Regions from separate parts of the Homo sapiens genome. Here region 1 is linked to region 2. Evidence: chromatin loops called from intact Hi-C (ENCODE). Cell type or tissue: IMR-90. All regions are shown on one strand. Links, peaks and the distances in the headings refer to the core of each region. The heading gives the core; the rest is flanking DNA.

The links. Hi-C counts contacts between places; a loop is a spot of excess contacts. Peaks named below come from ENCODE experiments on the same cell type or tissue, not always from the same donor. Only the 100,000 strongest peaks of a DNase experiment are listed, where the experiment ranks them.
Region 1: it touches region 2 in a loop (21-fold over the local background); 1 of 110 quality-filtered maps calls a loop at or near these places.

The regions. Positions count from the first base shown.
Region 1 is chr9:82,081,719-82,085,862 of GRCh38, forward strand. All of the region lies in intron 1 of LOC105376107 (a long non-coding RNA gene), which reads left to right. It also overlaps the pseudogene DDX10P2. Among named protein-coding and RNA genes, the nearest start is that of SPATA31D1, 95 kb to the left of the region's middle. In IMR-90, for the core only: no CTCF peak of the experiment used is centred there; no DNase peak of the experiment used is centred there.
Region 2 is chr9:82,199,514-82,207,494 of GRCh38, forward strand. All of the region lies in intron 1 of LOC105376107 (a long non-coding RNA gene), which reads left to right. Among named protein-coding and RNA genes, the nearest start is that of SPATA31D1, 210 kb to the left of the region's middle. In IMR-90, for the core only: no CTCF peak of the experiment used is centred there; a DNase peak (open chromatin) is centred at 3,518.

The DNA.
Region 1 (4,144 bases), core at 667-3,166, 120 kb before region 2:
CACCAAACCGCATTATTTTCTTCTCTGTGGCTTCGAGTGTTTATGTTGTGATATTACATTTTCACAGATGTTATTACTGATCTGTTGTGCCAAAGAATGATTTTGAAGCTCATTTATCAATAATTATTGCTCTGGCCAGTATGAATGTTCCAAAAGAGCAAGCAAATGTGAGGAACAGATCTTTTGATTTCTTTAGTAATAGGTCATGAATAGCTGTTTCTTGCCTTTAGTACCTTTTTCTATGATTTGCTCTTGGCATTGCAAATACATTTATATTTTCAAAAATACAGGAGGGCCACAAAGGTCTTTACCATGTAATAATTTATAAATTGAATAATATTCACATTGTAGGGTTATTGAGGATTGCATGAGATAAAGAAGTGTCTAGCACCAATGCTGATTTCTTAGCTGATGAAGCTGACTTGACTTACTTAGCTGTCAGCACCTACATCCTGTTAGTAATAATTGTGAATTACTGCAGACATCTCTCAGAATTCCCATGACATGTCTTTCTAGAAAGCCAGAATTTTTCTGAATATAGTTTTATGAACAACTATCTTAGTTCTCAGGTACTAATTCTCTTACTGTCTGAGAACTAAGATAGTTCTCAGATACTCATGATAATTTTTATTTTTTCAATTAAAATGAAAAATTATTTAGCTCCTACTATGTGTGAAGAATTTGTGTACTAGATATATAGGGAGCAAAGATAAATGCATCACAGTCTACACAGGTTCAAACAGTAATTTGAAACACTAGTCACACTTTTATTCCATTAAACACTGATTTTTCCTTCCAGTTTTTGGATTTTTCTTGGCTACATGCCTGGAAAAACCTTAAAACCTATCAAGAAGACATATACCATTCATGCCACACATATAATATCATTCATTATTTTAATAACTCTTTTATTTATTATTATTTTTACATATAAACAGCTCTGGAGGCATCCTATAGAGAGAGAAACTATGGCACAGATCAGGTTTCACTGCCACTGTGTTTGTTAGTAAACCAAGTATCCCTAGGTCCTCTGGGTATCAGGGCCCACAGGCCCCTTTTGTATCTGAATAGTAATAGTAGATCTCCCCACTGCCACATTCAGCATAACCACAGGAAGACCTGTCTTCAGGTTTTCATCCCTCTTGTATCTGGAAATCCCCAAGGAACACATTCTGTTTTCCAAATCTAATTTTGGGGGATGGATTTGGGAGTCTTGTGGCAGCTTCTCCAGGCTGCTTCCACACTCCCTTGCAACTTTGCTCCAAATGTGAAAACAAGCCCCTCATCTGACCCTCTGCAGCATACTTATGGTTAAACGCAAACATTTTGCAAACTCTACTAAAGAGCTGCAGGTGATTCAGGAAATTACAACACAGAAAAAAATTTTAAATATGAATTTGCCTATTATAACTCCTAGAGTTCAGAGGCCATATTCTTTTACAGGATGATGTCTACTGGTTTTCCTTCTTCTCTGTTCCAACCCAGTGGCAGTGTTTACCTCCACAACAGGAGTGAGAACCTTTGACCAGGTTTTCTTTATTCAGAGACCTGACACCCCAACTTTCTCTTGGGCTAACTGTGAAGAAAAAAGAATAACAAAACACTTTCTCTTTACCTCCAGGCTGTGGTCCATGTTGCAGTAAACCTATAACCTCCTTTTCAGATGAAACTCTACCTCTATTTAAGAAGGCCTTTTATGTTATTAGATAGAAGAGTTTAGCATCTGGTTTTCTCAGCTCACGCATTCCTGAAAAGCAGGATTTATAAATTCAGATATCTTTGTAATCTGGTAAATATAAATGGGTGATGGGCTGGGCACGGAGGCTCATGCCTGTAATCCCAGCACTTTGGGAGGCCAAGGTGGGCGGATCACGAGGTCAGGAGATCGAGAACATCCTGGCTAACACAGTGAAACCCCATCTCTCCTAAAAATACAAAAAAAAAAATTAGCCAGGCATGGTGGCAGGCGACTGTAGTCCCAGATACTCAGGAGGCTGAGGTGGGAGAATGGCATGAACCCGGGAGGCGGAGCTTATAGTGAGCCGAGATTGTGGCACTGCACTCCAGCCTGGGCGACAGAGCAAGATTCCATCTCCAAAAAAAAATATATATATATATATATATGGGTGATGTGGGCTTGGTATAAGAAAATGTATGCTGTCTTCAATCTTTTTTTGAAATAAATGGTTGGACTTCTTGGGTGTACTTTTTAACACAACCTTTGATAGGAAAAAGTTTAGGAAATATTTAGCTTAAGTGGGATGACATTTATCTGACATATATAATAAATAGGGAAAGATGGGGACCATGGTAAGTGGATAACAGATGCTTCACCTACAGAGAACCTAGGACTCAGATTTAGCTGTTGACACCACATGAGAGCATGAGTGGGGCATTCCCAACTCTTCCTACTATTTGGAGAGACAACAGGAATTCCCATTTCTATGAGGTGACTGTTTTTTAATTCCAAAATTTAAAAAACACTATGAGGGTTGATATTGTATGTTTCAAGTGAAACATGTTGGTAGGCCACATCTGACCTTGAGAGTGCAATTTCTCAGCCTCTGTTGAAAAGGATTTGGGCTTCACTTTTGCAAAGCCAAAAGGCTAGAAGTTCAATGGAAATGTTTTTGTTTTTGATTTTGTTTTGGCCAAATCTATAAATAGTGTTTTTATTGTTTTGTGGAATAACAGGATCAACAAGTTATGACATTATTATAGTATTTTGTCCCTGCTACATAGACAAGATGAAGATTTTGGGAAGAACAGTAGTTTACCTGAAAATATTTGATTTAGTTACAGGAATTAGTTTGGATAGAAGAAAGGACATGAAAGGTTTGGAATCAGGCAGACCTAGGCTTAAACCCACCTCTGACATTCAAATGTAAGTTGGTGTAACAGACAAACTCTGTGACTCACCTTCTGATTTGTAAAATGGGAATAATAAAGCTTACCTTACAAATAAGAGTAAGGCCAGATAATTCATACAACTGGCTGGTCCATAGTAAGCGTTAAAAAATACCAGTTTCTTCTTTTCTACCTCCTGTTTACTTGGTTGTTTATTAATTCCCACCATTTGCCTTAGTTCCAAAGCCAGAACTTTAAGTTTGTTTTGTTTGTGTGTGTAGGTTTTGCAGTGTTTAGAAGTGGGATGGCTATCTCAACAAGTTCCAACGAATTCTTAGTTTTATCAAATGGAAGACTCTCTGGTCTCTTGCCCAGGATTTGTTATGGCATTGCCCCAGTACATTTTGTTGTATTCCTAGTACTGCATTAATCCATCTAGCTGTGCTCACTTGATGTCCAATGGCTGGTCCTGCTGACATACCCTTAGCAACCTTACTGTGCTTGTAAGTATCACCCACAGCAGGCAAGTAGCTCCTCCACCAATTACACATTTAATTGTTTCACTAGTTGCATATATTTCTCTGTTACATTGTCATTCATATTATTTTTAGTGGAATTTGGGGCAGAAAAGCTACTATCATTTTTTCTCTTTGTCATTATTGGTTTGCATAGCCAGTGCAAAGCAATCTGAAGAAAACACAGGTTGTTTATCAGGAATGCTATGTTCTAGTTGTTCTAGTAGCAGAAGGTCCGCCATTAACTGTATGCCATTAGGCAATTCTCCTGATTCTTGGGTGCTTGGTTATCTCTTTTGTAAATCCAAGTTAATAATAGTGTTTGCCCTGCTAGCTCTCTGGGTTGTCATGAGATAATAGATAACAAGGAATTTCCCTCTGCAAATGCAATGTGACTGAACAATAAAGGTCATCATTTTAGAATTTTAAGGAATAGGACAGGGTTCCTCAAACGTTGCTCTATACTAGAACCACCTGGGGAGCTTTCAAAGCACCCCATGCTCAAACACAGCTTATAGTCATTAAATCAGACTCTGGTGTGGAGCCTAGGTGTTGGTATTTTTTTTTAATAGGAAATATGTTTATTATTGATCATCTCAATTCAAAAATACTCATTCTTTCTCAGGGCTGGTCCATCATACTCAGTCTCTTTGCAAATATTAAATACATCAAAATCATGAGCAATTTTAACAGTAACATAGAAACTTCTGTACAGTAAGCGAGACAGGAATTTCTAACAATGACACAAGAGCTCCAGAACTTGCCAGTAAAACAAAGGAAGC
Region 2 (7,981 bases), core at 2,554-5,053:
CTTTTCCAAAAAACAAACAAGTTATACCTAGAGAGTTCTGCCTAGCACACATCTGGAAATTAACTTCTGTTATTTCTTTAATTGGTAAAATTAGATTAAGTCATACATGTCGAATGAGAATCAAATGAGACATAGAATCAAATGAGTTGAATATGTGAATAGTGATATTCCCCTCTACCTATTACTTCCAAATGAACGCAAGTAAGAATTTTAAGAAAAATAATGTTGGTCACATAAGGAGTGTTTGTTTTAGATCCAGGATATGTTTACAGGATGCCAGATACTTATGGAAATTTAAATATCTATGAATATTTGAAAAGCATTAGCTCCATTAGGACATAGAGTCTGACTTTTCTCACTGTTATATTTCCAGCACACAGCACTGTCTTGTAGTTAGCACTCAGTAAATATTTATGGCATGGATAGGTGAATGAATAAATGAGTGGAATATTTGAATCTTTCTTTGGTTTTAATCCTGATTTTTTGAGATTGTACAAACATAACAAGAGTATACTTTCAAACTGATTCATAGTTAATATGGGATACCTGGTGACCTAAGAAACAAACCTGACTTTCCTAACTACTGAAGTCTCATTTAGGAAAAAAAAAAAATACAGGATGCCTGGCACATACTTAAACTAAAAAATTCTTCGTTGTTGATCTGAACTTCAAATGTAAGTAGGCATCTGTGTTTTTTATTTGCTAATTCCTGGCAATTCTATAAAAACAGAGTGATGTTGCTGGTGTCCGAAGTTAGTTTCTGTAGAAAACTCTCTCGGGGCGCCTTTCTGTTCCCTTTGAATCACTCTGTCCACCCATCCTTCAGCTTTTCCAGGCTTTGCTAGTAACTTCTTCCGTCTTCAGTTTAGTCCAGATGATTGCCTTTGGGCTGGCTCTAGAGCCACCTTGTCCACAAGGGCAAGTTTTGCCCCCAGGATGAGGCTGAGTGTGGAGCTTGATCTGAAACTCCATTCTTGCTTGGCTGCTTCTTCTCTATTCTGCTTTTCCCACTCCCTAATTGGCTTCTCCTGGGAGCACTTACTTAGTGAATCAACTACAGGTGCAGGACCTGCTTCTAGTATACCTGATCTAAGATGATTTTTTAGGCTATTTACCTCTATGTAGAAAGAAGGTTTACCACCAAAAAAAAACAAGCAATGTAAATCTTTAAAAACGTTCTCACTTGAAAGAAGTCTTTCACTTTTCACTAAGCTTTAGATCATAAGCGAGTACTCTGTTTACCATGTGGTCCTAAAGAGTAGCAACAGAACTTCCTTCACCGAATGGGCTGTGGTAAGAGCACAGTGGGCCACAGAAATTCTCTTTGTCATGGTAAAATCAGAACTACAGCCAAAATGGAAGTGGGTTAACATGCTGAGGTTGCAGTATGGACTCTCCTGAGGATGAGAAATGCAATATGTCAGGTAAGTTCATTTATGTAAAGTTTTCTCTGGTGTGTTGTTTCTACAAATAGCAAATATCCACTTTAGTCTTACCTTTTTTTTTTTCCTGGAGAGATTTGTGGATTGTGGTTGGGTCAGTCATCTTGTTCTCAGATTGAACCTAGATTGCCATCTAATTTACATGACCCAATGCATGTTGGCTGGGGATATTCTAATGAAGAACCGTATCTTCATCATCTATTCCTGCATAGCAAATTACTCCAAAATTAGCAGCTTAAGACAACAAACTTTTATTATCTTGCACAATTTCTGATGGTCAGGAATCTGGCTGTTTACCTGGGTGTTTCTGACTTAGGGTCCTTCATGATGCTGCAGTCAGTCCTTCAGCGAGAGCAGTATTCTCTCAAGATTTGGCTGGGGTTGAGGGATCCACTTCCAAGCTCACTCACATGGTTCATTGGGCTGCCCATGACATGACTCCCACTCCAGTGAGTGACCTGAGAGAGGGAGAGAGCTCGCACAGGAGGCACTGAAGACAGAAGCTGCAATCTTTTGTAACCTAATCTCATAAGTGACATACCATTACTTCTGCCATGTTCTATTCATTAAAATAGAATGAGCTCATATTAAAGCGCAGGAGAGTTAAGCTCCACTTTTGAAGGGAGGAGTATCAGAGAATGTGTGGATATACTGTTTTTTTGTTTTGTTTTGTTTTGTTTTGTTTTGTTTTGTTTTGAGATGGAGTCTAGCTCTGTCGCCAGGGCTGGAGTGCAGGGCGTGATCTTGGCTCACTGCAACTTCCACCTCCCAGGTTTAAGGGATTCTCCTGCCTCAGCCTCCCGAGTAGCTGGAATTACAGGTGCCTGCTACCACGCCCAGCTAATTTTTGTATTTTTAGTAGAGATGGGGTTTCACTGTGTTGTCCAGGCTGGTCTCGAACTCCAGACCTCATGATCCACCCGCCTTGGCCTCCCAAAGTGCTGGGATTACAAGCATGAGCCACCGCTCCCAGCCATGGATATACTTTTAAAACCACCATAAGTGGTGTTCCCCAGAGTAGCAGTACTTGAATGGATTACTTTTATTCAGCAGATATTTAAAGAATACATTTATGTACCATATATAAAGAGAGCACATATATGTGGAAATCTAGAAGCTTCAGATAAAAAGGATGAATAAGACAAAGTTCCTACCATTAAGATACTGGAAGAGTGAACCATTTATTATCACATTATTGCAGTGGAAAACCACTTTGTAGCAGAGGTTCTCAACCCTGGCTACACAGTAGAATAGCTAGGGTGCTTTCTAAATATATGGATATCTGATCCCACCGAACAACACTTAGTAAAAATCTTTGTGGATGGGGTCCGGACATCAATACTTTTGAAAGTTTTTCAGGTGATTATAATATGGAGCCAGTTGAAAATTGTTTTCCAGTTTAAAATTTGCTCAGCATTTACTGTGATTTGACTTAGTTTGAGTTCCTCCAGAAGCTGACCCTGTGACAAAGATTTTAGTGGAGGTAACTTATTCTGAGGTGATCCTAGAAATTGTTCACAAAGGAATGGGGAAATGAGACAGGGAAGGCAAGGAAGCCTATCCAGAATGCATTAGCAATCAGGTTACCACTGCGATGGGGAACTATGGAGACAGTGTAGATCACTCTTCTTCTTCTTCTTCTTATTTTTTTTTTGAGATGGAGTCTCGCTATGCCACCCAGGCTGGAGTGCAGTGGCATGATCTTGGCTCACTGCAACCTCGCTTCCCAGGGTCAAGTGATTTTCCTGCCTCAGCCTCCCAAGTAGCTGGGATTACAGGTGCATGCCACCATGCCTGGCTAATTTTTGTATTTTTAGTAGAGACAGAATTTCACTATGTTAGTCAGGCTGCTCTCAAACTCCCGACCTTGTGATCTGCCCACCTTGGCCTCCCAAAGTTCTGGGATTACAGGCATGAACCACTGCACCCGGCCGATCACCCTTTAGTGTTATACTTAGCCTACATCTCCCACTTCCAGGGGCAGGGGAGATAAGGTGTTTGTTCATCATGTTCATTACTCAATGAGTATTCATTACATCATGTTTATTACTCAATGACTGAGGCTGCTCCCTGGCAGAGTCACAGGTTCTTATAGCTGAAAGCAATCCAAGTCAGTCTGCAAGAATGTAAGAGCTGAGGGGATATTCGAAGGGCACTAAGAGTGTCTGCCATACTCCTTAATTTTTTAACTTGTAGGATGTATTTACTGCTTCCTTCTTTGAAAGGTATTTGGCTAGGCTAAATGAGATAATTAGCCTGTATAAAGTTCCTAATACAGTGACTAGGGGATAATAGGACCTCAGTAAATGTTGGAGTGGCGAATAAGACCTTCTCTGTTACTTAGAAGTTTTTTTTAAGCAGGTGGGTATGAAGATGATCATATCACTTAAGTCAAGTGAAGTAGTGATCCTACATAGCTTAAGGTAATTCCAGGAATTAAGTGAATTTTAGCACTTATAACAGCAAATAACAGGGATACAGAGCTATGTCTGGGAGAGAATTTGAGCTTTGGATTTAGGCAAATCTGGGTCCAAAACTTGGCACTACTACTTATTAGCTGTTGTCATTGGGGAAGTCACTTAACCAGTCAGATTCTTATTTATAAAGTGGAAATAATACCTACTTTACTAAAGAATTGCATCTGGAAAGATATAAAATAAAATCTGTAAAGAGTATAACACAGTGCTTAGTATAGGCATTTAGTTCCCCAGTGAACCCCATGTTGTGTTTGGAATCATAGTCACATTAATTCCACTTTCTTACTAATTGCAAGCTCCCACCCATGGAGAAAATTCAGCAAGTTGCAGAGTTCTTTTACCAAAGTATTTCTAAGAACCCCCAGAAAAGTATCTTAGTTGTGCCTGCCGGTAGTCTTATTGCTGTTATGGCCAGGCAAGCAAGGGCTCCCAGACAGTGGTCTTGATTTACCAGTAGATATCTGTTCCCGATTGTGCCGAACCTTCGGGATTAAACTCTGCTGACACTGCCTGAGTAGCAAAGCTGTACTCTTGCATAATAACAGTTACTAAGTATTTACTGTGTTTCAGGCACTGTTGCGTTTTATGTAAAATTTAAAAATCTGATCTGCAGAACAAACAATGTTATTGTCTCCAGTTAACTGATGTGCTTGAGCCCAGCAGTTTGAAGTGACAGTGAGCCATGATCATGCCACTGCACTTCAGTTCGGGTGACAGAGTGAGACCCTGTTTCAAAAAATAAATAAAATAATAAAAAATAATAATTTTTAGAAGTCCTGCTTGGTATTACCTGTGATTTTTGGATCTGTGGTTTGGTGTCTGTCTTTACTTTGGAAAATTCTCCACTGTGATTTCTTCAAATATTTCTTTTGCTTTGTTCTCTCTCTCTTCTCCTTTTGATATTCCAATTATACTTACGTTAGACTTTTATATATTGTCCTACAGTATTGAATTATCTGATTTTTTCCCACCTTTTATTTTTTTCTATATTTCAGTTGAGTAATTTCAATTGACTCAGCTTCCAACAAATTAATTTTTCCCCTTGTGTTAAGTCTACTGATGAAACTGGCATTCTTCATCTCTATTATCCTTCATTTCTATTAGATTTGTTCTGATAGTTTCTGCTTCTCTGTTGAAATTGCCTACCTGATTTTGCATGTTATCTGCCTTTTCTATTAGAGCCTTTAACATATGAATTATAGTTATTTTAAATTCCTTATCTGATAGTTCTAATTTCTCTTCATATCTGTGTCTGATTCTGTTAATTTGTCTCTGACATGGTGCTTTTTTTATTCTTACTTTTCTGTAATCCTTATAATTTTTTTGGTTGAAAATCAGACATCTTGTGTAGGATAGTAGAAACTGAGGTAAATAGTTTTTGTGCTTGAAAATGAGTACACGTACACATTTTCTTCCCCTTTAGAGTAGGGATTTGTTGTTGCTGTAATTACTCTCAGTGTACTACAGACTACAGATTTCTCTGGGATTACTTTATATTTAGGGTGGGAGTTCATTTTCTGGAGGTTTTTCTCAATATTTGCTCAATTCGTAGCTTTAGGTGTCCCCTTTGTTCTGTGTCAGAGAGGTCCCCTCTTCATATTCCTGCCTCTCTTCCAGCCGGGTATCAGGGTTAATTGCTATTTAATGCTTGTTGGCCTGATTGAGGGGTGGGGTGGGTGAAAGTGGCATTATCTGCTGCAGTTAAGCCTCAGTCTTAGGCAGCTGCTGTGTCCATGGGTACAAGGGTTGGTCTTCTTAGAGCTGCTGCCCCATTCCCAGCTGTAGACCTGGGCCCAGCATATATATTCCTGTCCCTTCTGCATAGGTGAAGGCTATGTGTGTGTGTGTTCACTCATTAAAATAGGTTTATACCAGGGCCCTAAGGGTGACAGTGTTTATTGCACTTTCTCTAGCAATTTAAAACTTTGGTTCTGACGGGAAAATAATCTGGGTGACTGCTGTTCCCTTTTGCAAGTGTGCACCAAGAGGAACTGTTTCTCTAGACTTTCTCCAGTTTGTGTGTGTGTGTGTGTGTGTGTGTCTGTGAGAGAGAGAGAGGTCTGTGGGAAAGAGCCTATAAGTGTGTGCAAAATACCCTTGTATCTTTAACTTCCCAGGGAGTGTACATTCTTTCATGAGCCCACGCTTGGCCTTTATTAGTTTGGTAAAATTTTTGTTGAATTCTTCCCAGTGTCTGGCTGTGTGTCTCTTAGGTAAGCAAGTGCTGGTGTCCTGAATCTTCTTGAAAGCACCTGTCTTTCTGTACATTTTCAGTTTGTTGGTTGCCCTGAAGTTTTAGCCTTCTGATAAGTTCAAGAAAAATAATGAATTTTCACATTATCCGATGTTTTTTGGTTTTATTTTAGTAAGGGCAGGAGCATGTTCTTTTCGGTTTCCTACATCCCTGTCAAGTCCCACCTGTTTCTAAAGGAAGTTTTACCTTGTTGATGAGGCAGAACCAGGATACAAATTAGACAGTGATTTTAGGCTCCATATTCTTAGCCACTTGGCAACTGAGTTGCTTCATATGTCATTATGTCATTGTTAGTGTGTCATTTGATGTGATCTAAAATGTGGCACAGAGTCTGCTCACATAAGCTTCCTGGACTAAGATTTTGTTTAGGGATCCTACAACTCATATACCTTTAATTTAATAATCTCTGCAATATCATTCCCAAGTAAGAAAGCAGCAAAAAACTCAGAATTTCAGTTTTGTGCTTTTAACACTACTTAACAGTTAACAAACTCCACTGTTCTAAAAACCTGCTTCTGTTTAGTTCCCTTTTTTGACATATCCTCATCTGCCTCAGCCATTTTTCTTTTCCCCAGTGCCTGCATATCTTTTGGGTCAAATAATTACAATGATAGCAAACATGTAAACAGCACTTAGTATATGCTAAGCATATGCAAATTTACTCCTCACCACAATCCTATGACAGACACTATTAATATCATCCCTGTTTCTAGATGAGGAAAACTGAGGCATGGAGAGGTTAAGGTTCACACTGCTTATGGTAGAACAGGGATCTGAATCAATATTTTCTGGTTCAACACATCAGGTTTTTAACCTAACTACTAATTATCTAAGGTTGCTAATTACTTGCATAACATTTCTCTATTTTTTTTTTAGCGACTAGTTGTTCTGAGCACATCCCTCATAAAGAAAACTACTGGCTGTGTTTTCCAATCTGGGATGATCCTGGCCTCTTAGTCAGCGTTCCCCACTTTTGCTCTGACCACTTAGCTTTTATGCATCGTTCCCATACTCCATGCCCTAAGGCTAGTCTCTGACTCTCTCTGCTTTCTGGCTTTCCCTGCCCCAGATGTTTTATACTGTTTTCTTTTGTTTGTTGAAAGAAACAAATTCCCAATATCTCTAACATATAATCTTTAACAAAAAACCTTAAATCCTCAAACTAAACAGAACTTAAGTGACCATATGGTGGGTTTGTCCAAGGTAGGGAAGGTGGTTTTTTTTTTTTTTCATATGTATAAAAAGGAAAAACATAATTACATAATTATAATCATTAGTTCATATATCTTTGTTAGAAAACTTGAATGCCATGATTGAGGGGGAAATTACTAAACCACTCCACGTATTCACTTACCTCAATATTTTTTTCACCCCAACAATAGAACAATGATCTCAGTTCTGTTACCTGTGAAGTCATTCTGTTTTGGTACTTCCCATTATTCATTCCTGTCCTTCCACCACCTCCATTTTTGATATATCACTCACTTTGGTTGCATCTGCCTTTAGGGGCTATTTCTAATGACAATGCTTAAGTGTAATATTTACCAAGTTAATAATAATGTGTAATAATGAGGAAAAGTGGCACAAGTAAGCTGCATTCATACATTACCTTTTAAAATTAACAAATGCTAAGACAATTGAGGTGCTAAGCATGCTCAGTTTACATTCACTGAGTGTGTGCACTTGGTGACATTACCTTCTAATACATATTAAGGCTAGATTAGTTACTGTGGTGTGTCATTTATCTAAACATAATTTGTGACCTTAAGCTTCCTGTTTGTTCTCGTCTAAACTCACCTTAGGAGCCA